Regions from separate parts of the Homo sapiens genome. Here region 1 is linked to region 2. The links are chromatin loops, found by intact Hi-C in ENCODE. Cell type or tissue: transverse colon. All regions are shown on one strand. Each heading gives the region's core, and the rest is flanking DNA. Links, peaks and the distances in the headings are about the cores only. Region 1 overlaps GALNT16 (polypeptide N-acetylgalactosaminyltransferase 16). Region 2 overlaps EXD2 (exonuclease 3'-5' domain containing 2).

Region 1 (11,474 bases), core at 8,350-10,849, 120 kb before region 2:
TATTGTACTCATCGCCACTTGTTCATTCATTCAAGAAACACTTACTGCAAGCACCCACCATGCACGGGGTACTATACTAGGTGCAATAGACAAGTCTTTGTCTTCATGTAGTCTGCAATCCAATTGGAGTACAGAAGAGCACAGGCCATTCCAATGCAACCCTGATTCAAGGTAAAAGCGGGGAAGTACAGGCACTCAGGGAACCTCTAGTGGGGGCCAGTCACCCAGTGGCTAGGGATAGGGGTGGAGAATCTCAAGGAAGCTCCTGGCATTCTTGCCCTTGGATTGCATCCATTTGTCCAATCCATCCCTGACAGGATTCCTCTATCTGCAAGGTTAACAAGATCGGCATGCATCTGCCTTGAATGCGTGCCCCCTTTTAGAGCCCAGGAACCAGGGTTAGGACTGGGGTTAGAGTCAGTGCCTTCTAGGAGAGGCTCATCTTGCCTCAACAGAGCCTCATTCCATTCATTCATTCATTCATTAGCACACACTTACTGACCACTTCTGTACCAAGCTCTGGCAATCCAGCCGTGAGCAGGACAAATACTTCTTCCTCAAGGAACTGGGGCAGTTTTTTGGGCACCATGCCTCTTTTTCTTTTATTTACTTCAGCTCATTGACAAATGTTATTTAAATCTCACAGCACCCCTAAGAAGTAGTTATTATTATCCCTGCTTTGCTGGTGAGGGGACCGAGTTTCAGAAAGTTCAAGTAACTAGCTGCAGGTTGCCCAGCTAGGAAGGGAAAGGCTTCAACTCTAGGTTAGACTCCCAGCCTCTTCTCTTTCTCCTCTGCTGGGCAGACCGAATCCTGGGCTGGGAAGGGGCCTTCCGACAGCAGCTTTCTCTGTGTTGTTGATAATATCTGTGGGTCCTTCTCGGCAGCGTGACTGCCATCCTCCCTCAGGCCTGGTGATGGCAGCAAGGCCATGCGTGCTCTACGGCCCCCACAAGCAGAGGGCACTGGCCGAGGACTGTCTCCGCAGCCTGCATCTTCCCTGCTCCAGGGAACCTAAGTCATGTCAGACAGGGATGCAGACAACGGTGGGACAGCTGTGCTCTGAAGACCCCAAACAGAACCACTCTTCCTGCCTCATAACCTTCCCTCCCGGTCCAATATTCTGATGGTTTTCAAAGCCTTGTTGAAACATCAAGTCCCCTGCTGAACTCACTTTGCTTTCTTCACAAGGTAAAGCAAGTGTCATGAAGCAAGGTTTCAAAGCCAGACCAGCAGTCTTCCACTCAGGAACGAAGTAGGTGCTGGGACTCCCCAGCCTCCTCTCTCTGGTCAACTTCCCACCATTTCAGGCCACCATGTCTGAGCTGCAAAGTCTTGCCCTGGTGGCTGGAGACAGTCCTGACCAGCTGGAAAATTCAAAGCTTTAGAGTCTAGCAGCTCTGGCCTGCCCAGGGTCGCATAAACGTATCCTGAGGATTCCCAGACTGCTGTTTCCACTTTACAAGACCTGATGACAGACATTTTCCCATTTGATCTGCTCCCACATCATACCCATTTTTCAGTTGAGAACAGTGAGGCTCAGGATGCCTAAGCAGCTGGCTAAAAGTCTCCCAGCTCAGAAATAGCTGGGCCAGAGCTACAGCAATTGTTCTCTTATTGTGAGGCTGAACTCTCCTCTCTATCCCTGCAGTCCAACACAGAAAACCAGCCAAGAAATAACTGAGATGGACACATTTGGTTATAATAATTTTAAATAAGCCTCACTGCTTAATGAGCATGCAGAGATCCAGGCACCTGGTGGAAGCTGTGGGGCTCCACAAAGCACCCTGGAGCCTCCACCTCAAGTGGACAAAGCCACAAGGCAGAGTACACACGGGTCTGAACAAGCTCAAAACGAATGTCTGAGGACAAATAAGGCAGAGCAGAGAACCCTGAGGCCGGGAGGACATTGGGAACAAATACCCCTGGCCAGGAGGCAGGGAGAAAACAGGCCATGCTGGACATAGCCCTGGGCCCTCAGGCCAGCTCAGTCAGGGGTCTCACCCTCCCGAGCCCCAGAGAAGATGCCTGGCCCCAAGGCAGACCATTCGCAATCGCCTCCAGAGCTACATCACGGGACATTGTATTCTTGGATCTACCATGTCCTGTGCTCCCAATTTCCTGCCCTGTGACTTTATTATTTATTTATTTATTTTGAGATGGAGTCTCATTCTGTCACCCAGGCTGGAGTGCAGTGGCGTGATTTCGGCTTACTGCAGTCTCCGCCTCCCAGGTTCAAGCATTTTTCCTGCCTCAGCCTCCTGAGGAGCTGGGATTATAGGCATGCGCCACCACACCTGGCTAATTATTGTTTTTTTAGTAGAGACGGAGTTTCGCCATCCATGCCAGGCTGGTCTTGAACTCCTGACCTCAGGTGATCCACCTGCCTCGGCCTCCCAAAGTGCTGGGATTACAGGTGTGAGCCACCGCACTGGGCCCCCTGTGACTTTAGGTGCTTTAGCCTCTCATCCTGTTTCTACATCTGCAAAATGATGATTGTGGAACCAACGTTGGCTCATCCTACCTCCATTCTAAGAATCAGCCATGTAAGGATACGGGATGTGGGGACAAAAGCTCTCAGCCTGTTAGAGCTTTGCACAGGGCCTCAGTGTCCTCAAGTGCAACATGGGGATAACAGTACAAACATGTCAGTGTTCTATGAATATACAGACTGATGGGTGAAAGGCAATAAGGAGCAGCAAGGAGCATGGACCCTGGATCAGACTTCATGATTTTAAATCCTGGCCCTCCATCCTGCCAGCTGGGTAATCTTGGGCAGATATGTTAACTTCTCTGGGCTTTGATATCTAGTTTGTAAATGGGGTGGTATTGAAAATACCTACCTGATAGAGTTGTAAAGATCAAAGAAGATAAAATGTGTGTCTCAGTGTTTGGTCAGTGACTGACAGGACCAGTTATAAATGTCATTGAATGGAGTACTCATAGAAAGGGCTTTGCCATGTAACTCACGGTAAAATGTATGCCTGTCCTGCAGGCTGGAGGATGCAGCACTGATTCCTTGATTAATAGATCTTCTGAGGCAGAAGCTCTTCTAGAATGAAGTCAACCATATGTGGCTGGTATTGGGGAAGAAACTCATAAATCATGCAAAGCGAGGCTGGCATGTGGCAGCTGGTTCAGTGGCAACCCTCAGCCCAGCCCAGTGCCCACTCTCCCTCCGCCTCAGAGTGATCCATCACTGCCCAGAGCTCTGTGGCAGGCAGCTTGCTTAGCAGGGGCAGGGCCCGCAGCACCCAGCTCTCTGAGCCTTCTGCACCACGTGGTGACACGTGGCCCCGTCAGGGGACCAGAACCCATCTCAGTCACCAGAACAGTGGCTCTCAAACCTGAGCATGCATCAGAATCCCCAAGAGGCTTGTTAAACTCAGAGGGCTGGCCCCACCCCCAGAGTTTCTGATTCAGTAGGTCTGAGTGGGGCCCAAGGGTTTGCATTTCTTCATTTCTTTTCTTTTCTTTTTTCTTTCCTTTTTTTTCTTCTATTCTTCTCTCCTCTCCTCTCTTCTCTTTTCTTCTCCTTCTTCTTCTTCTTTTTTTTTTAGACAGTCTCACTCTGTCTCCCAGGCTCAGCTCACTGCAACCTCCACCTCCTGGGTTCAAGGGATTCTCCTGCCTCGGCCTCCCAGATAGCTGGGACTACAGGCACTGGGCATCATGCCCAGCTCATTTTTGTATTTTTAGTAGAGATGTGGTTTCACCATGTTGGCCAGGCTGGTCTCGAACTCCTGGCCTCAAGTGATCCACCTGTCTCAGTCTCCTAATCGGCCTCTTCTTTTTTTTTTTTTCTTTTTGAGATAGGGTCTCGCTCTGTTGCCCAGGCTGGAAGTGCAGTGCTGCAATCATAACTCACTGCAGCCTCAACCTCCTGGGATCAAGTGATCCTCCCGCCTCAGCCTTCTGAGTAGCTGGGACTACAGGCATGCACCACCACACCTGGCTAATTTTTAAATTTATAGTATAGATGAGGTCTCACTATTTTGCCCAGGCTGGTTTCAAACTCCTGAGTTCAAGTGGTCCTCCTACCTTAGCCTCCCAAAGTGCTGGGATTCTAGGCAGGAATCGCTGTGCCTGGCCAAGAGTTTGCATTTCTTTTTTTCTTTATTTTATTTTATTTTATTTTTGAGACAGAGTCCCACTCCGTCGCCAGGCTGGAGTGCAATGACACAATCTCGGCTCACTGCAACCTCTGCCTCCTGGGTTCAAGTGATTCTCCTGCCTCAGCCTCCCGAGTAGCTGGGACTACAGGCGTGTGCCACCCGCCTGGATAATTTTTTGTATTTTTAGTAGAGATGGGGTTTCACCACATTAGCCAGGATGGTCTCGATCTCCTGACCTTGTGATTGCCCACCGCGGCCTCCCAAAGTGCTGGAATTCCAGGCGTGAGCCACCGCGTCTGGCCCAGAGTTTACATTTCTAATAAGTTCCCAGCTGAAGGGGCTGGTCTGTGGGACCATTGACACATGCTCCTGTGAGAGTGAGTTTAAACCTAGCTGTTTATCCTTGGGCAAATTTCTTCTCTCAACTGAGCCTCCCCTCCTCATCCATAAAGTGAGTGTATGAGAACCTACCTCATTGGAGTGCATATGGTAGCCTTACTAAGATTCTGGGTACCCAGAAAGTGCTCAATCTGTGTCAGTCCTCAGCATCACCAACACATTGCTGTTGAGACAACTAATGAATAGGGAGGGTGGAGTTGTGGCAACATCAAACTTGTAAGAAGTGAGACGAAAAATGGACAAGTGTATATTGCGTGCTTTCTATGTGCAGTGTACTAATTCCTAAATGCCAAAATGCTTTATCATTAAAAGACAAAGCAAAACAAAAACAAACCCAGTTAGAATGCTTTATCTTTAATTAATTCATTCAGCAAACAAACATTTGCTGTAAGTCTGAGAAGCAGGTTCTGTGCTGTAGCAGTGGGAGGTATGAAGCTGGAGCAGGCGTGGTTCCTGTCAGCAAGGAGCTACAATCTAACAGAAAAAAGAGGACAAGACTAGAGAAGACAGGAACACACCATAGCGTATGGAGGAAGGTGATGACAGGCTGGGAAGGAACGCTCAGCACCCTGAAGAAGCAAGCTGGAGAGGTACTTTTCAGACAGGTGGGGGATCAGGAAGGGTTTCCTTGCAGAAGCAGCACTTGTCTGGGAAAATGGGTAGCATTTAACTCATGGAGTTAACAAAGTATGGGGCAGAAGAAACAGCAAAAGCACAAACAAGAGAAAGCAGAAAGCAACTTCGCACTACACGACTCAGGTCACTTTGGCTGATTGTAGGGTGAGGAAGAGAGAGTGGAAGCCGAGGTTGGCCTGGCTGTCTGCCATCAGGCATTGGATAGTTGTAACCATCGGTGGTTCATGGGGCTCCTCTGAGAGCATTCCACCGTCTTTGTGGGGCAGGTGTTCAGTATACCACTGTGGGCTTGATGATGGGTGTGATGATGACGCACCGGTGTGAGAGCTTGCATGTTCTAGGAGGGGGAACCCCCCGGAGCTCTAAGCACTGCCAAAGCCAGCTCACCTTCCCAGCATCCTTCAGAAGGAGAAGTCAGTCCCAAGCCCCCACCTGATGGCTGCAGAACCAAGGCCACACCGCACACCCAAGAGAAAGCTCCCAGTGCCACTCTGCTGCTCCACCTGCTGCCCCCACAACTTACTGTGACCTGATTTAACCTTAGCATCCCCCACACTCCCACCCCCAGGGAGGCCAAGGCTCTGGAAGGCAGAGTCATCCTGGGCGAGGGGCAGCCCCTGCCCTTGTGGGCAGAGAAACCTGGAGCTCTGCAGCTGCCTGACAGGGTTGTGGGAACTGCAGTCCACCCACGGGGAGAGGAGCAAGCCTCCTGCCATGCTGAGAGCCATCTCTGACTCAAACTGTGGGGAGGGGCCCAGACAGAGACCCCATCGAGGTGGCCCTAGAGCAACTGTCTCCAGAGACTCTTACCTCCTGGTTCTCCTGCCAGAGAGTCCCCCAGACTCTCCTGCCATCCCTAGTTTCCCATCCAACTGAGGGTCTCCCAGCTGGGGACTCTCCACCACTGCTGGGCTCAGACCTCCGGGTCCAAGATGTGGTCCCTACATTCTTCTGGCTCCTGGGGAAGTACAGTAAGGAGTACAAGGGTAGCCTTCTTTCCCCCTGGCTTCTCCCTCTTGTAGTGAGTCCAGTGCTGAGTGTCAGGGTACTCAATCCAGGGCCCAGCTCATTCTGATTCTCTCCTGCACAGCTTCCCCTCTCTGGGCCTCCAGCTCTCCTTCCTGGTGCATGGGACTTAAATGTGCAAACGCATCACTTGGACCACTCAATACAAACACAGGAATTCTAAGCCTCCCCGTCTGGGTCAGACCCAGGAGCATACAGGTCTACAATCCCTCCAGGGATACTGAGCAGGTTATCTGGACCACATCTTAAGAGACACATATTTGAAAGACAAATTGTTGAAAGACCGGCTTTGTTTTCAGATGGCTTGAGGGGATCAGAAGCAACCTGAGAGCCAGGCAAAAACAAGTCTTTCCTGGAACGCCTCCACCATGAGTATCCCTTCTCTCCAGAGAAGGATCACTAATTCCCGTACCAACTAGACCCACCTTCCCGAAGGAAGAATACCGAGCCCTGGAGGAATGGTCCCTAGCTCAAGAAGCACAGGCTGTGTCTGTTGGGGTTGAAATGGCTCCCACAGCTTCCTTCTAGAATTCTCCTGTTGTAACAGGCTGGTCTACGTCACCACAATGCTGCCTGCAGGGTAAAAAGCCCAGGCCACCCAGCAAGGTACCAGCTGAATTGCCATCTCTGCTAGTGTGGCCAGTGGACTTCACCAGACCTTATCCAGTCCAACCTTTATCCAGCCTGAGGCAGGCATTGCCTGGAATGTCATTTCAAGCTGTCCTGGAAGCATCATCTTCTGGAGAGAGAGCACCAACTCACTGACGCTCTGGGTGAGAGCTCCCTCTCCTTGCTCCCATAGCTCCTGCCTTCCCCTGTAGCTTTTATCATGTGGTATCACAGTTGCTGCTGATTGGTCCATCTCCTCTGCTAGAATATTTGTTCTCGAGGGCAGGGACCGTTTCTGTCTTGTTTACATTTGTGTCATCACCCCTAGCAAAGTGTTTGGCATGTAGCAGGCACTCAGAAAATGTTTATTAATAATAGTAATGACATATTGATTAAGCATTTGGAAAGGGCCAGATGCTTTGCGATCAGGCTTCACAAAAAAATCCTTTACGGCTATGAGTACCCCATTTAACAGGTAAAGAAATCAAGGCTGAGAGATGAAATAACTTATTCAAGAGCTCAGTCAGGCGCAGTGGCTCACGCCTGTAATCCCAGCACTTTGGGAGGCCGAGGCGGGTGGATCACGAGGTCAGGAGATGGAGACCATCCTGGGTAACACGGTGAAACCCTGTCTCTACTAAAAATACAAAAAAAATTAGCTGGGCATGGTGGTGGGCGCCTGTAGTCCCAGCTACTCGGGAGGCTGAGGCAGGAGAATGGCGTGAACCCAGGAGGCAGAGCTTGCAGTAAGTGGAGATCATGCCACTGCTCTCCAGCCTGGGTGACAGAGCAACACTCTGTCTCAAAAAAAAAAAAAAAAAAAGAGCTCACAGCTGGCAAATGGCAGAGTAGTGAGGGATCCAGCTGAATGGGTATTTTTTGAAGTTGATTTGAATTTTTATTTATAGAGATAGGGTCTCGCTATGTTGCCCAGGCTGGTCTCGAACTCCCCTGGGTTCAAAGGACCCTCCCAATTCAGCCTCCTGAATATTTGGGATTACAGGTGTGAGCCACTGCGCCTGGCTTGAATGGGTCTTAAAGACCCAAGAGTCCGCACCCCTAGTACACTCTTCTCCACGCTTCACAGGGCTGAATTAAGCAGGAGAAATTGTCCTCAGATGGCTCTGGAGCCTCAGTCCAGGTCGGCTACTCAGACAGCCCAGCTGCAAGCCCAGGAGAGTAGGCCCTCCCCTGATCCATCTCCAGGTCTTTCCTAAGTGCCTGGCAGTGAAGACCTCTTCCCATTAGAGAAGCTGGCTGGGTTGCCCCCTCCTTCTGGAGGAGCACTGACTCAGACCATCACAGGGACACACAAATACCAAACACACTGAGAACATTGTTGGCAATGAAATTACAGACGTTATAAATGCCAGCCTTTCCCTTCCAGGTTTCCTTTCCTGTTCCCTGGTGGGAGAAGGACCACACCCCATGCAGTGCTGGGAGACATCCCCCGCAGGCCTTGGGGTGCTGGAACCCTGGGACGACAGTCATATTGTCCAGGTTATTTCTCCCAACTGCAGATGGAGACAGCCTTCCTGAGGGGCCAGGGGGAACAGCCCTTGTAAAAACTGAAGCCAAGTCACAGAGGCCCAGGGATCCTCAGGAACAGCTCCCTGCTGTACAAATGGGAGTCTGGCCCTGGTGCAGAAGTCCCTTCTGCTGCCCTGCCCATAGGCTTTCGGGGGACTCTCCTGCCAGTGACGTAACTGTTAATACCCAGCCTGGGGCTTTTGCTGATTCCTCCAGGGCCTGGCTAAAGGCTGACAGCCTTATCTCCTAGGGAAAAAACTGGGTGGCACAGAAAATGGGCTTTGGGAGAGGTAGGTTTGGAGGAGAGCAAGCAAGAGGAGAGAGCCTGACTCAGGAGAAGCAAGCACCAGAGCCCTCCAAGGCTGAGGGTGAAAATAGATGGAGAGTGGAAATGGGGCTCAGCGCGCCAGGAGGGAGCCCTGAGTAGGCGGTGGGTGGTGGGCTGTGCTCCCTGAGAGGACGGAGGGGTGGATGGGGGAATGGAGGCTGCAGCCAAGGTCTTTTACAGTGACTTGCTCCTAAGCCCAGACCAAGCTGGACATTGTAGCCAAGGTGTATTCTCTGCAGCCAGCTAGGGCTTTGCTCCAGGCTCCTCAGGCCCAGGGGTCAGAAGTTCTGGGTAACTCCAGATCAGCAGCCCCACGGCAAAGTGGGGCTGAGGGCAGAAATGGTTGCGTCCAGGAGAGGCTAGTGGTGTGCTGGCCTGCCAGCTGCAGTTCATATGTATGTTGAAGCAGCGTTTATTTTTACCTGGGTAGGTTCAGCTTCTGATCACAGACATGGTGGGGGTTTTCCATTGGTTTCCATGGGAACATTAGGCAGAGCATCTGCTACCCAATCAAGCAAAGCTGGTCTGGTAAGACTCTTTTCAGAATTATTTTGCTGTTTTTACCCAGGAAGTATGTCCTGCCTGAATTTGTACCACTGCCTTCTTGTGTGGTAGAGCAGGGGAGGGCAGCTCCGAGGGGACAGGCCTGGCTCACAGGGAAGGAGAGAGGGCTGGCTAAAGGCAAGCACGGCGGCAGGGCAATACCTATTTGGAGAAGCAATTTGCTTTCCATTTCTAAGCCCCAAGTAGAATCCCATAATGAGGCCACAGGAGCCTGGGCTCCACCTGACCTGTGCTGATTCCTGGTTTTGGTCCAAGGCCTGCCCTTGCAGTAGGGCCACCTGTTGGCCCCCACCAGAGCAGTCAGGAGTTCCTGGGGCACCACAGGGCATGGAGGCCGACGAGCAAGCTACCAGGTGCAGGACAGGGCTAGACTTGAGCATGTTCAGTTTCACTTTTACAGAAAGGAGGCCCGGACTTTCCCCACGAGGCGGGGGAGGGTGTGCTGAAGGGCTAGGCCTGGAGGCAGAAAGGAAGGCGCTGGTGCATGTGGACATGTAAGAAGTGGTTTTATTCCAGGTGTGTGTTTCATAAAGACGAGGTCCTCAAGGACAGCTAGTGGCACATGCTTTGGTCAAGAAGAGGAAAAGCAAAAACAGAACAGGGCTGCGTTGCCACAAAGGACCGGCTGATAAGTGCAGAGCCTGATCTGACCACAGCAAAGGACAGAGAGACCCTCTTGAAGGCCCTCTGGTCAGCAGTCCTCTTACATTCAACAGGCGCAGCCCCGGCTCCCCAGCCCCAAAGGTCCATGCCCGAGTGTGGCCCAGGCCTTCTAGTCCATCCTCTGGGGAGAGGCCTTTGCCCTGGGCCCAGTTCTGTCCTAAGCTGTGGCAGGAGGCTTCCCAGATGAACAGGGGATCTGAGGCTGCACCTGGCTGCGGAAGAAACATCACGACAGAGGACAGGCAAAGCATGGCCCTGGGAGCGAAGGGGCCTGCGCTGGCAAGTCCAGAGGGGTGCACTTGGGCACGGGAGTGCTGCCGAGAGGACGCTGGTGAGAGTCAGGAGGCGAAACTGCTGGAGAGCCCTCCAGAGCAGGTGCTGCGGACCACAGACACTTGGCTGCTGACCCCAAGGGCCGTGTGGAGGGAGCAGGCGATGGCAGTTTGAGCACGCCAGGGAGGAAGATTAGGGGGTGGCAGCTTGGGCAGACAGTGGCTTCAATCCAGAGCAGAGGTTCAGGCCCTTTGGGGATCAGGGACCTCTTTTAGAAGCCATGGACTTTTTCCCCAGGAAAATGCATGTATGCACACACATGCAGTATTTTAGGGACAATTTCAAGAGATTCCTAGACCCTCTAGAATCCATGAACTCTATGGGTATGTGGATCCTTGGCCTATGAAAGACAGGGGGCTCCTGTGGTAGGTATATCTGCCCCAGGCTGGTCTGCTTTGTAGGGGAGACCCCCAGGGTCCTGGTACCAACAGTCATTTGCCCAAGAGCCAGTGGGGTGAGGAAGCAGGGTGTGGGGATAGCAGGAGCAGTTCCAAGACAAGGCCGTGGGGTAGATGTGTGGATGTGTTCTCAGCGGCTGTGAAAAGGAACTGGGAGTTCTCTTCACAAACAGGAGCCACAGCCAGCCTCCCAGCACAGTGCAATAGCTGACCCTTCAAGAAAATCCCTCCTGTAGTAGGGAGGGGAATAAGGGTGAGGTTGAGCCCTAATGACTTAGGGGCTCCTGTAGCGGGGAGGGGAATAAGGGTGAGGTTGAACCCTAATGACTTAGGGGCTGTTCTTGGTCCAGAAGGGAAGTTCCCTTCTTTCCAACCACCCATGATGCTGTATTGACAGAGGCAAAAACCTTTGAGAAAGCAGGAGTCAAAAATGACAAATGAGGCTGGGACTACTCAGGGATGTGTGTGGCTACCCGTCCTTTCAGTGGGTCCTGGCGGCAGGGACAGGGCACTAGCTGTTCATTAATGCCCGAGAGAGAGGTCTCAGCCTGACACATGGCCAAATAGAAGTGGAGTCTGTTTAATAAACTACGCCCGAATCTTCCCCTAAAGATCCCTCTGCAGCCTCTTGCTAAGAATGTGGGCACCCACAGGCACAGGACCGGAAGAGGCAGCGTCGGGCTCAGACCCTGGGGCTGGTAAAGTGTGGAAGGGACTGTGTCCTGGGTAAGAGACCTTGTTCTTTTGGTGCTTTGCTGCTCTTCTATCCATGTTCATTTGCAAATTACCCATCCTTTGCTGCCAAGACACCATCCGTCCCCACCCAACCCAGTGCCACCCTGGGCTTGGCATCTCTGACAGGTCACCGGGCTT
Region 2 (8,386 bases), core at 5,589-8,088:
TCCCTTATTTCAACTCCTGGTCCTGTTGGAAAAAGTGACAGTTGGGAGGCAGAACTGCGCATGGTAGCCCAGAGCTCTTACCATCTGAGCCACGTGCCCATTCATTTCTCATTTCAGAATACTGCATTGTGTCACAAGAATTCAACTATGTACTCATGGAGAAGGAGGGAGAAAGCAAGGAAGGAAAAAAGAGAAAAGTAATTTACATAGTAACAGCAATTCTGCTCAACATTCCATTCAGTGAGCCGATACCCTGGAGTGCAGGTGAGATAGGAACCATGAATTCATTAGTCACAGTTCTCACAGACCTGTATAAAGTCGGAGACACAAAACCACACATAGAATTGGCCCTCCATCTTTGTGGGTTCTGCATCTGTGGATTCAAACCTCAGATCAAAATGATTTGGGGCCAGGCACAGTGGTTCATGCCTGTAATCCCAGTTCTTCCAAGGCAGGTGGATTGCTTGAGGTCAGGAATCTGAGACCAGCCTGGGCAGCCTGGTGAAACCCCATCTCTACAAAAAATACAAAGATTAGCTGGGTGTGGTGGTGCATGCTTGTAGTCCCAGCTACTTGGGAGGCTGAGGTGAGAGGATCACTTGAGCCTGGGAGGTGGAAGTTACAGTGAGCCAAGATAGTGCCACTGCACTCCAGCCTGGGTGACAGAGCCATATACTATCTCAAAAAAACAAAACAAAAAAACCACAAAACTATTTGGAAAAAAAAAAAAAAAAACTATCTGTACTATCTGTACCAAACATGTACAAACTTTTTTCTCATTACTTCATAAACAATAAAATATAAAAGCTACTTACATAGCATTTGCATTGTATTAGGTATTATAAGTAATTTACAGGTTATTTAAAGTATACAGGAGGATGTGTGCAGGATATATGCAAATACTATGCCATTGTATATCAGGCACTTAAGCATTGGTGGATTTTAGTATCCAAGGGAGGTCCTGGAACCAATCCCCCATGGATACTGAGGGGTGAATGTACTGTATCTCATGGGGAACTTCAGAACTTCGAGGGTGTTATTGGACTATTATTTCATCTCATGTGCTGGCATGAGGATTTACGTCTGCATAGAATGTGTAAGATGCAGCTCCACCACAACTGCACTCGCACGCTAATCACAAAAATGACCGAAATTAAGTGTATGATCTTTAAAAAGGTCAAAGATAGGCACCTCACAAAAGCAAGTTTCCTATGGAAAGGAACTCCTCAAGTAGATTGTTCTATTCCACTTCCAAGGTATCTTAAACTACTAGACACCTACTAGGTGAAGCATGAGGCTAGGCACTGTGCCTAAGCAGCCAATGCCCCCTCCCTGGCAAGCATTCTCACTAAGTAATGAGGGTTAATGTCCCTGGTACATTCCACAATTCCTGTGCTTTGTACCTGGTCTCCAGGCTGGCAGCCTCTTGAAGCATCTCCTCTGTGACCACGTCTGTGTTATAAAACTCTCTGAGTGCTTGCAGCAGCTCCTCCTTTCGCTGAGTAGGCAGGCTCTCCGCGTTGAGCAGGGCCCTGGCCCCAGAACGCACCTGCCGGCGCTCAGGATCTTCCAGCAGGCGCAAGCCCTCCTCAGAGCCGATGGGGGCCTGGAACTCCTTGGCCAGCTGCTGCTTCAGATGGTTGTCATAGTAGTTGGAAATGGCATGGCAGGAGGTGCAGAGCAGCAGCACATCGTGGGAGTTGTGGTCCTTCATCTCGATGGGGAAGTGCTTCCGGTACTCATGTGGAATCACGTTCTTCCTGGAACAAGCCCAGCCGGAAAGCAGCGCTCATAAGTGTATGACAGAGCACATGGGAAGACAGCAGACAGGCTACTGGGGTTCTAACTGGGGCCTAACCATGACTGAGAAGCCTTGGGCACCACCGCCCAACACAGATCACAGAAAGGCAGTATCACCTATTCCACTCTCAGCCCATCTGTGTCTTAGCTTCCTCTCTCCTGCAAGTAAGTACAGACCACCTGCTGTGGGCTTCAGTGGTGGGCCAGCATAGTGACAGGTTAATAACAACCTCTGAGAAGGCTGTGCTCCCAGAAGGGAAAGTCTCAGAGAACTGAAAAGATACTCTAATGGCCTTTGACAACTGGAAAACAACTCTCTCAAGAAGGCCTAGGAACCTGAAAAAGCCAATTTCCTTCATCTGAGGAATACCTTAATCTATTTCCCTGGTTCACCAGGTTCATCATTATTTTCTAAGGAGAACTAAGCTCTCAGGAAAAACTCTTGGCAGCAATGACTTTGTCTCACTTTGCAGGGGAGAAAGGAGGAAAGTGAGTGACTCCACAGAAGCCAGGGAGAAAGCCCAAGTGTCTGGGCACTCAGACGTAGTCGGCAGCCTCACCCTCACAGTGCAGGGGCCCTGATGTGAAACAGTATTACAACACAGAGCAGGCTTCAGGACATCTGGATACTCCATGAATAAAACCATGGCTCAAAAAGCTGGTCAGCCAGTCAAGAGAGGATGAGAGGGACACAGCTTCTGAAGGAACTGGTCTTCAGTCTTTCATGAGCAAAAGGGAACCACTGTCCCCATGACAGACCATTACTGAGTATGGTGTTGCACTCCAGAAACTGAGAAACGGCTCAGGAGGGGTAAGGGCCACTATAGCAAGGGCGGCAGAATACCAAAGCTCTTGGGGAAGCTGGATACTAGGAACAAGCCTCTCAGCCAAAGTGGACAGACTCAGCCACAGCCCCCAAAGGCTCTGCATATGGCTACAAAAGCAATTTCCATCTGCCACAGACAACCAGGGTGGCCCAATGCTGCACTCACCGAATGTAGGAGTCTCTCTTGCCACACACTACACACAGGTTCTCTTTAACCATCAAGTAATAGTCTCCAGGAGATTCGGGCCTTCCTGCAGGTTCAAACCGTAGCTTCACCACAAAGGGCTCTTCACTCACCAGCTCTTAAGAGAAGAGACATCAGTGTTTGACTGCTCCCCCTGCCCCCACCACCACACCCAAGAAGCAGCACTACCTTCACTGTTCTCTGCTATGGCCTGGCAGAGAACATGATTTCTGGGTTGTGCCTACCCAGTCCCATGCATCTCACGGTCTCTCTGCCTTCTTCTATCCCTCCCTCTTCCTTATCTCACTCCCCACTCCTGCCAGCATCCAATGCACCTAATTAGAGATAAACAAGGACAGCTGAATCTCATACCACCAATGCCTTTGTCCAGGTACCACTGAGCTTTTCTTCTATCACAAGTGCAGAGGGGCTGTCCATCAGGAGCATGGAGAAAGCAGTTATCATAAAGAGGTGATTTTCTGCAGGGAAAGGAAAGAGAAATCTCAAACCGGAAGCTAACTGTGGGTCAAAATGTCTGTTGCCTTCCCATGCTCTCTTCTGAGTGACTCAAAACTATTCTCAACACTAAGGTCAAACACACCACTATGGAAAAAACAGAGTGAGAAACCATGTTTAATCCTCACCTGCACTGGGCTAGGAAACAGAACTAAAAATGAATGAGTTTATGCCTCTAGTTTTTACACTTATGGACTAGGACATTAGGGAGTGTGTCAAGTGGTTTACACACAGCTCTGCTGTGAATGCAAAAAAGAACCAAGCAACAAGAAAACTGCCAAATCACTGGATTAAACAAAGTACATTAAAAATTTTAAAGTTCAAGCCAAAGTAATGAGGGCCATGTGGATTTACTTCTAACTCACATGCAGTAACACTTCCTTCAATTTAATCATCCAATTAATTCCTAAAGGCACTTTGCTACAGGGACCAAATTTATGCTCCAAAGTACTTATTAGTCATCTTCCTACAATAGAGGAATAAGTTATACAGGACATTTTTCATTGGCTAGAGAGTAACATTTTCTTGGAGCTGGATGTCATTCTAAATAATCAAATAACATATGAACAAGAAATCAGATGATGCATTTCTCCTGAAAAGTATGAGGCACTACATGTTATTTATTTTCCACAGCTAGCCTGAAACAAGGAAGGAATGATAATTATATCCCCATTTACAGTTGGAGAAGTTAAGGCCTAAGGTCACATCAGGGTCAATGACAGAACTAAGCTAAGCTTTCCTCATTTCCACCCCAACTGTCAATAAATAAAAAGGTAAAATAAGGGAAAAGGAGAAAAATACACAAATAAAGCAAAGGAGAGACCAAATGTCTCTGATGGAAAGAAAAAGCAAGATTAACCCCGGGAGAGCTGCTGCTCCCCTACTACAAGCCTTCTCCCCAGACCCCAGGGAAGCATCAAACCCTTTGCTAAGGCTGGGCCACTGACTCTTTACTAGACAGGGAGTGATTCAGTTACCTGGCAGAATAGCCCACCCCCAGAGGCTTTCTTTTATGTTTTCTGGGGTCTCTCCCTTGGTGGTTGCCTGGCACCATCCCATCCATCTTAGACTTCTTATTTCTTGGCTTCTGCTGAGATTCTGTTGCTTCCCCATTAACCTCTTCTCCCAATCTGCTCATTCCTTTGCTTCGAAATGGGATGTCGACCACACCCTGGCATTTTTCCAAGACTTTTCTCCAGCTACTGTGGTCATCGTTTTTTTCTCCAGGTGAATTCCTAGAGAAAGGGTATCCAAGAAGATGAAGAAAGAGAGCCACTGAAATCTGGGCATCCCTGGCAGCATAAATTACCTGAAGAGAAAAGTCAGAGATCAGTGGAATCTGGAAGGCAAACCAGAGAGAAAAACTTCAAAGTCAATCACAAAGAAATAGATAACTCTTAGGATCCTAATTCAAAATGTACGACAACCTGGGCACCATACACTTCCTTAAAACTTCTTATTATAAAAATTTTCAAACTACACAAAAGTAAATTGAATAGTATGATTAACTCTCATGTTCCCTATGTTTTTAACTAAAATAGCTAAAATAATGACTTACTCTAAATGCTGGAAAATCCTCACCTATATAAATCAGTGAAGTTTCTATCTACTACCAAATTGCTGGACAGATTTCTCTCAAGTTTGGGGGAAGGGTAGTTAACAAAGGCCTGATAACTAGTACATGAAATTCACTTTGGAGGCAGTCATCCTCTGGAATGGCTGAAATCATGATTCATTAAGAGGCCTGTGTGACTGTCAATCAGAAATGAACTGCCATATCTATTAATATGATATTGAAAACAAAAAAAACAAATAGGTTTCAAACATGGGCCTCAAATCAAAGTCACAGGGCCCATTCCTGGAATTTACTTATTTAATAGTGGTAAGTCATTCTCCTAAGCAACTGGTGATAGGCAAGCTGGTCATAAAGAAAAGTACTGTGGGCCAGGTATGGTGGCTCACACCTGTAATCCCAGCACTTTAGGAGGCCAAGGCGAACAGATCACCTGAGGTCAGGAGTTCGAAACCAGCCTGGCCAACATGGTGAAACCCTGTCTCTACTAAAAATACAAAAATTAGCTGGGTGTGGTGGTGGACGCCTGTAATCCCAGCTACTCAGGAGGCCTAAGGCAGGAGAATCGCTTGAACCCAGGAGACGAAGATTGCAGTGAGCTGAGACCGTGCCACTGCACTCCAGCCTAGGAGACAGAACAGGACTCTATCTCAAAAAAAAAAAAAAAAAAAGTAGCGTGGTCAAAACTAAAATTCGGCTGGGTGTGGTGGCTCACGCTTGTAATCCCAACACTTTGGGAGGCTGAGGCGGGTAGATCACTTGAGGTCAGGAATTTGAGACCAGCGCAGCCAACATGGGGAAACCCCATCTCTACTAAAAATAAAAAAAATCAGCTGGGCGCGGTGGCACGCGCCTGTAATCCCATCTACTCGGAAGGCTGAGGCAGGAGAATCGCTTGAACCTGGGGCTTGAACCCAGGAGGCAGAAGTTGCAGTGAGCTGAGATCGCACCACTGCACTCCAGCCTGAGCGACAGAGTGGGACTCCATCTCAAAATAAATAAATAAATTAATTAAATTAAATTTAAAAAAAAAACTAAAATTTTAAAAAAACTAAAATTAATAGCTTTTCCCAACAAAAAGTGTAAGGACTTTAAAATTCTATTATTTCACCTTTAATAACCAAGCCAGTGAATAATTCTATTAGTAAGGATCATTTATACTTTTAGAGTAAAACAAGTTTGGATAAAATTTTCCACCTAGATCCAACAATCTACATATCTATTAGCAGACTGTTTCCCACAGAAGAATGTGTGCTTGAATGAGAAGACTTTAGAGTTCCCTCTAACACATTATTTTCTAATGATAAAGAAACAAATGGTACTAGGATGACTGGAGGTCCACATGCAAAAGAGTGAATGTGGACCCCTACCTCACAAGACACACAAAAATTAACTCAAAATGGATCACAGACTTAAATGCAAGAGCTAAAACTATATGACTTTTAGAAGAAAATATAGGAGCCAATCATCATGACCTTGGGTGAGGCAATGATTTCTTGACTATGACACCAAAAGCATAAGCAATTAAAGGAAGAGATTTTTAAAAAGAAACTGATAACTGGAGCTCATCAAAATTAAAAACTATTGTGCTTCAAACAACCAATGGTAGAAAATACTTTATAGATCATCTATCTGAAAAGGATCTAGAGTATACAAAGAATTCCTAAAACTCAAAAATAAAATAACAAATGACCCAATTAAAACATGGGCAAAGGATATGTATGAATAGACATTTCTCCACGGAAGATATACAAATGGCCAATACCCACATGAACAGATGCCCAGCATCATTAGTCACAAGGGAAATGTAAATCAAAACCACAATGAAATACCGCTTCACACCTACTAGGATGGCTCTAATGGAAAAGACTGACAATAACAAATGTCAGCAAGGATGCAGAACCCCGACACCCTCATACACTGCTGGTGGGAATACAAAATGGTGTAGCTACTTTGGAAACCAGTTAACATTTCTCAAGGATGAACAAGTGGTAACTGACTTGGCAAGCAAGGTTGAAACTAGGCCTATGCAAGTGGTATGGCAAAAAGCCTAAGTTCAAATGAGTTTGAGCCACAGAGACCAGGAAAGCATAAGGAATGGAGACACCAGGTATCTGTGAAGGCAAGGGCGGAAACAGAAGGATAAGGTGAAATCTCTATAGAGAACACTTACACCCTGATCTCCTCCTTTACAGCACAGGGCCAGACAACTATCCCTCCCCTAGCCCAAAAGACAGTAAAAGTTTAAATCATATAATGGTTAAACCACAGAGGATCTGGACCTGGTAATACCAGGCAAAACTGAAGGGAGGGACAAAATGTCACCTGAAGAAAGGGGGATTAAGGGAGAGATTACACATTGAATGTTAAAACCACTGGCACCTTTCCCCCACTCAGTGACTGGAATATAGGCAGTGGGACTTACACTTCTTGAATAGAATACTAGAAGATTCATCTGTGGAGAAACTAAGTCACCTGAGAGAAAAGACAGTTACTGACTTTTTTTTTTTTTTTTTTTTTTTTTTTACTGCTCATGCTCCCTTTCTCAAGAAACTGTTATGAATGTACTCCACCAAGGCAAGAAAGGAAGAAGACATGGAATTTAAAAAACAGAGGATCTACTATGAAAGAGAAAGGTGAAGGGAATTCCAGGCTGATGGTAAATGCAAATTCCAGGATGAGAGTTGGGCAGCAGGCCTAGAGTGCACTCCGTCCTGGGAGGAGCCAGATGATAGAGGGCTCTAGGAGAGAAGGCTCCAAGGGAAAATGAAACAAGTAAGTGACCTGACGTGTGTCTGAACCAGCCCAGAGGAGATCCATAGTTCTGATAAGGAGTCTGGGGTGGAAATAATAGGTACATGGAACACTATGCAAACAAAATACTAATTATTAATCCTGGGAAATAAAAGTAACTGCAGTTTACTATGTGACTCAGCTATAAATAATATAAATACTGTATATTAACCTGATAAAAATGATGATTTACCTAAATTGGGAGGATGGGGAAGAGAAGTATTTGTCCGGGGACAGGGGAGCTGCAAGAGTACTAAACCGTATCTCCCACAGTATGATGTCAAAAGATAATATAAATAAATAAGAAAGAATAACGCATGCATGTAATTTAGAAGTATAATGATAATTACCAGAAAGAAATGAAAGTGGTTGCCTCTGAGGAGAAGAAGGAAGAAGGATTAGGAATGGGGAAAGGTAATGCAGGGAACTACTTACTGCTTCTTAAAATAAGTTATAACTCCTACACACTTATAACACTATATTTTTTTTAAATTATACATTTGTATTCATAAAAAAAATCCCTTTTTCTGAAATGCCCAACATATAGTAAATGCTCAAAAAAAATCAGGACTCTTGGCCAGGCTCGGTAGCTCACACCTGGAGGTTGAGGTGGGTGGATCACTTGAGGTCAGAAGTTCGAGACCAGCCTGACCAACGTGGTGAAACCCCATCTCTACTGAAAATCTAAAAATAT

The links. A loop is a pair of places that touch in the nucleus more often than their neighbours do. Peaks named below come from ENCODE experiments on the same cell type or tissue, not always from the same donor. Only the 100,000 strongest peaks of a DNase experiment are listed, where the experiment ranks them.
Region 1: a loop joins it to region 2, with 5 times the contacts of the local background. A loop is called at or near these places in 67 of 110 quality-filtered maps.

Annotation. Positions count from the first base shown.
Region 1 is chr14:69,352,689-69,364,162 of GRCh38, reverse strand. GALNT16 (polypeptide N-acetylgalactosaminyltransferase 16) reads right to left here. Exons shown (of 15, transcript NM_001168368.2): 15 at 9,697-11,474. Among named protein-coding and RNA genes, the nearest start is that of ERH, 40 kb to the left of the region's middle. RefSeq lists enhancers at 3,137-3,216, 9,320-9,819, 9,850-9,949. In transverse colon, for the core only: no CTCF peak of the experiment used is centred there; a DNase peak (open chromatin) is centred at 9,622; H3K27ac peaks cover 435 bases.
Region 2 is chr14:69,230,949-69,239,334 of GRCh38, reverse strand. EXD2 (exonuclease 3'-5' domain containing 2) reads right to left here. Exons shown (of 10, transcript NM_001193360.2): 6 at 4,304-4,635; 7 at 3,183-3,289; 8 at 2,793-2,928; 9 at 1,404-1,760. The region is part of intron 2 of GALNT16-AS1 (GALNT16 and EXD2 antisense RNA 1); the gene reads left to right. Among named protein-coding and RNA genes, the nearest start is that of GALNT16, 25 kb to the left of the region's middle. RefSeq lists an enhancer at 1-613. In transverse colon, for the core only: no CTCF peak of the experiment used is centred there; no DNase peak of the experiment used is centred there.